Linked DNA regions of Homo sapiens: region 2 is linked to region 1. Evidence: read pairs that join two places in POLR2A ChIA-PET (ENCODE). Cell type or tissue: A673. All regions are shown on one strand.

The links. Peaks named below come from ENCODE experiments on the same cell type or tissue, not always from the same donor. Only the 100,000 strongest peaks of a DNase experiment are listed, where the experiment ranks them.
Region 2: POLR2A ChIA-PET joins it to region 1 with 5 read pairs; 3 of 35 experiments call an interaction of 5 or more read pairs at or near these places.

What each region holds. Positions count from the first base shown.
Region 1 is chr2:121,634,010-121,636,509 of GRCh38, reverse strand. All of the region lies in intron 1 of CLASP1 (cytoplasmic linker associated protein 1), which reads left to right. Among named protein-coding and RNA genes, the nearest start is that of CLASP1, 14 kb to the left of the region's middle. In A673, no CTCF peak of the experiment used is centred here; no DNase peak of the experiment used is centred here; H3K27ac peaks cover 932 bases.
Region 2 is chr2:121,351,442-121,353,941 of GRCh38, reverse strand. All of the region lies in intron 38 of CLASP1 (cytoplasmic linker associated protein 1), which reads left to right. Among named protein-coding and RNA genes, the nearest start is that of TFCP2L1, 67 kb to the right of the region's middle. RefSeq lists a silencer at 1,648-1,820. In A673, no CTCF peak of the experiment used is centred here; no DNase peak of the experiment used is centred here.

The DNA of each region.
Region 1 (2,500 bases):
ATTTTTTTAGTAGAGATGGGGTTTCAGCATATTGGTCAGTCTGGTGTCGAACTCCTGACCTCAGGTGATCCACCCGCCTCGGCCTCCCAAAGTGTTGGGATTACAGGCATGAGCCACTGCGCCACCCTAAAATTTATTATTATTATTATTATTATTATTATTATTATTATTTTTGAAATGGAGTCTCACTCTGTCACCCAGGTTGGAGTGCAGTGGCGCAGTCTCAGCCCACTGTAATCTCCACCCCATGGGTTCAAGCGAGTCTCCTGCCTCAGCCTCCCGAGTAGCTGGGATTACAGGCGCCTGCACTGTGCCTGGCTAATTTTTGTGTTTTTAGTAGAGACCGGGTTTCTCCATCTTGACCAGGTTCGTCTTGAACTCCTGACCTTGTGATCCACCTGCCTTAGCCTCCCAAAGTGCTGGGATTACAGGCATGAGCCACCATGCCCGGCCTCAAAATTTATTATTTTTTTAGAAACAAGGTCTCATAATAATGCTCAGGCTGATCTCAAACTCCTGGGCTCAAGCAATGTGCCTGCCTGTGCCTCCCAAAGGGTTGGGATAACAGGCGTGAGCCACTGCGCCTGGCCTGAAAATTTGTTAACTAGCTATTTAAGATTCTGGTAACTGAATTTTGAATTGAGAAATATACTCATTTTAGAGGTTATTTTGTATGTCTAGATTTTGCCTTTTCATTTTTGACAAATGCTCTTAGTCTCAAAAATTATTTTGAGTTTGAGCAATGAGTATGTATTACTTTTCTAACAAAAAATTAAAATAAACAGCATTAGAAAATTCTTGTCCAGAAATTCCAGAAGTTAACTAGTGAAGTCTCTGATCTTTCTCTCTGAATCTGTATTAACATATTTCCCTCCATCACACTCTTTAGTGTTTGGTAGTGGCTAATGTTACTTGCCCTAAGAGATCAGACCTCTCTGGGGAGTCCGTTTTGTAATCTATAGTCCAGATGTCAGTGAAGGGAAAGATTCAGCTTGAAGGTTGGCCTTTGCTTTTTGTTTTCCAGTAAATTTTGACTCTTAAGGTATTTCTTAGTATCTTGTTATGTAAACACTTTTATTATCTGAGGTGTTGGTTATTCATCTATTGTCTTTTTTAGAAGACATTTATTATTAATAGTGGAAACAAAGGAAGGAATTATTTTATTCTCTTTAGTTCCAAGCAACATAACAACATCAGAGAGGCCAGAGTAAACACAGTATTTCATATGCTTTCCAGGTAATTGTCAATCAACAGAGTCATTTTCTTTCTTTTCTTTTCTTTTCTTTTCTTTTTTTTTTTTACAGACGCAATCTCGCTTTGTTGCCCGTGTTGGAGTGCAGTGTGGTGTGATCATAGCTCACTGCTGCCTAGAACTCTTGGCTTCAAGTGATCCTCCCTCTTCAGCCTCCTAAAGTGCTGGGATTGGATTATAGGTGTGAGCCACAGTGCCTAGCTCTCTAAGAGACTGATTTAACAAGAGTTTAAACTCCCTTAGTAGGAAGCATGATTTATGCCAGGGAGAGTAGGAAGGAGGGATGCAAACTATCTTTTGCTATCTCCATCCTTCTTTATGGAGAAGTTGGGCTGGTATGTATCTGAATCTATAGCTATTGTTCTACTTTTGTGCATATATTTTGTCTAAAAAGCTTGACAGAAGCAGCATTCTTTTCATTTAATAAATTATCCTCCAGGCATGGGATCCTATTCTGAGGAAGATGGCCCTCTAAAAAATGCTCTCAATATGAGCTGTCTGGGCTTACTGCTGATTGAGCGTACCTGTTGGCAGTGATTGGCGTGCCAGGCAGATTTCCTGTGGTCTGTGACTGCGTTTCTAAAGTAAACATAGTGGGAAAAGCTTGCCATTCTGTCTTTCTTTTCAGAACATGCAGTGGATTTCTGAAGTGGCCAAAGGAGGATTTGTTTGGACAAAGGGACAGTATTTAGTTTAATTGTAGAGTTACTGATTTTATGGAGTCATGAAAGAATGACTAAGCACTGGGAGATTAGAAACATCTCATTGTAATTATCTGGTTACTAGACCTCTTTTGGGGTGGGGTAGGGAGACTGGAGGTGATGCAGAAAGGGTGTACACAAGGCATTAATAAGAAATGGGCCTAAAAACAGAGAGTCTTTAAAGAAACTGCTGACATTAAAATAAAAGTGTTATTCTAGGGTATATCCTAGGTAATTACTAGAGATTGAACAAACTGTGTAACTTGATCAAAATCATCATTCAGCAAACTTTGCTGTTATGTTTAAGGGCAGAGAGAAAGGCTCTCAAGCCTTGTTGCCAAGGAGCTCCATGCCTAAGAAGGAAGGCAGACAAGTAATGGTTATTATTCTGTGTATTAAGCGTGCTACTATGGGAAAACTGAAGAGGGATGGGATCCTAAGCTGGGGTTGGGGAAAGAGATGTGGTCCCTTCCTATTTTGGCCTGAAGGATGTGAGGCTGTGAACCAGGTGCACACTCTCCTGGTGGGTACTCTGGGGTCTGGTTTT
Region 2 (2,500 bases), 280 kb after region 1:
ATGTGTGCCTGTAATCCCACCTACTTGGGAGGCTAAGGTAGGAGGATCGCTTGAGCCCAGGAGATCGAGGCTGCAGTGAGCCATGATCACACCATCGCACTCCAGCCTGGGCAACAGAGCAAGACCCTATCTGTGTGTGTGTGTGTGTGCGTGCATGTGCACACGCACACTATGGGGAAATTAGTTCAACAGCTATTTATTGAGCACCTGGCGTATACTGGACATTGTGCCAGTCATGGGAATAGAAAGATAGCTAAGATGGGATCTTGCCTTCAAGGAACTTTTAGTCTAGTGGGAGGGACAATTTCAGCAAAATATTTACCTGCAGTGATAAAATAAAGCATACACATGGTGAGGCTTCCTGGGAGTTGTGTTGCAGTAAGTCCTCAGGATGACTTGGCCAGGGGCATAGAGATGTGGCTGGGCAGGGTGTGGGCAGGGAGAGGAAGCACCACACAGGCAGGAAGGAGCTAGGCCTTGCTGAGGAACCTCAGGCATCTTAGAGGTCATTGGAGAGGGCATACCCATCATGATGTTGGCACTGGACCCCAGGGAAGGAGCTGGCTTACCAGTGTTACCCATTCTTAGAACATTCAGTGTGATGACTGGGCCTCTGTGGAGTCTCGGGGTCACAAAGCTCTGCCCCCTTCACCCCCGATCCCCAGCAACTTGGGAGCTCCCGGCTCAGCTGCTGTGCCTTCTGGTGGTGCCTCTGCTGCTGAGCTCCACTCTGGTGTCATTCCTCCACCAACACCTAGCTTGTGTTTTGTTTTTGTTTGAGATGGGGTTTCTCCATGTTGCCCGGGCTGGTCTCAAATTCCTGGGCTCAAGTGATCCACCCAGCACAGCCTTCCAAGTAGCTGGGGTTACAGGTGTGAGCCTCCATGTATGGCTTAGCCATCATGTGTTTTGTAGCTAAAATATACCAAGCTGGTTTACATCTTGTCTCAATTCAGATAACTGTGAAAGTAGATACTTTAAAATCCTCATTTTAGGCTGGTCGCAGTGGCTCTGTAATCCCAGCACTTTGGAGGCTGAGGTGGGTGGATCACTTGAGGCCAGGAGTTTGAGACCAGCCTGGTCAACGTGGTGAAACCCCGTCTCTACTAAAAATACAAAAATTAGCTGGGTGTGGTGGCACGCACCTGTAATCCCAGCTACTTGGGAGGCTGAGGCATGAGAATCGCTTGAACCCAGAAGCAGAGGTTGCAGTGAGCCCAGATGACTCTATTGCACTCCAGCCTGAATGATAGAGTGAGACTCTGTCTCAAAAAATTAAAAATAAAATCCTCATTTTAGGAGTTTTTATTAAAAAATGGAAGCTTAGACCAAGGAAGTTTTTTGCCAGAGGATTCAACTAAGGTTTGTCTCCTGTGCTTCTCTCAGAGGCTGAGAATATGCTCATCTAACTCTGGAGGCTGCCTTTGTCGGGGTAAAAAAGTGAAAGGCCACACGTACACACCAGGGTCTAAACAGCACTCTGCTTTCAGGTGACCTGTGTGGAAAGAGCTACCTTTGGCAGGAGTTTGAATTGGCAAGAAAAAGAAATCACAGTGGGCTTCCTTCAAATAGGCTCCTTCCTGTACATTGGTGGCATGCATGGAGTCAATGCCGTCCATGTTGAGTCCGACGCTTTGGCTGGCAAGGGGAAGGCCTGCTCACTGAGGTGCCCGGACGAGGCAGAGGCAGGGCAGGCCGGCTGTGCATGGCCGAGGGCCCTTGAGCTGGAGGAAGGCCCGCAGAACACCAAAGAAGCCTTCTGCACATATCCATGCTCCTTCCTCCTCCCATCTAATCCTGGCCACCCACAAGAAGTGCATCAGGTAGCAGGTCCCTGCCATCTGGCTCCTTCCTGGGTCTCCACACCCTCATGCTGGCCCTCTGCACAGACTACCCTCACTCTGCCCTCAACCACCAGAGCATGGGTGGCCCGGTCCTTCTCAGCTCTGTGGCCTGAGCTTTGAGCTCAGTCTCTGACACACAGGAGGCACCTGGTCAGTGCTGGGTGAACAAACGTACACACAGAGCACAAATGAGAGGAAAGAATCTTACGAGGTGCTTGAGAGTTGGACATGACTTTTAAAATAAAATTGCCTCTCTACAGTGCTTCGTCCTCGAGCCTGACCTTCACATACATAGTGAGCACAGGCGAATCTTGGGTGTTCTGACCTGTACACAGTACTTACCCTTAAGCCATGCTGATCCGGAGCTCCACCAGGGATTCATCCATAATCCCAGTGTAGGCCCCAGAGGTGGCTGCAGTGTGTTCACTCCAGGGTGCCGGCTACGTGGTGATGGATGTGGTGATCTTATTTCATGAAACTCCTAGCCTTTACTCAGGGCTGCAAGGAGTTAGCGGGTCCTCCCAGGGAAAGTACAAAAGACCTCCAACAAGAAAGACTTGAGGGAGGTAGGGCTTCTTTAAGTGGGACATATTCTCAGACAGCTAGGAGAATTAATTCTCAGTCCCTCAGTAAGTACTAAGCTCCTGGTAAATGCC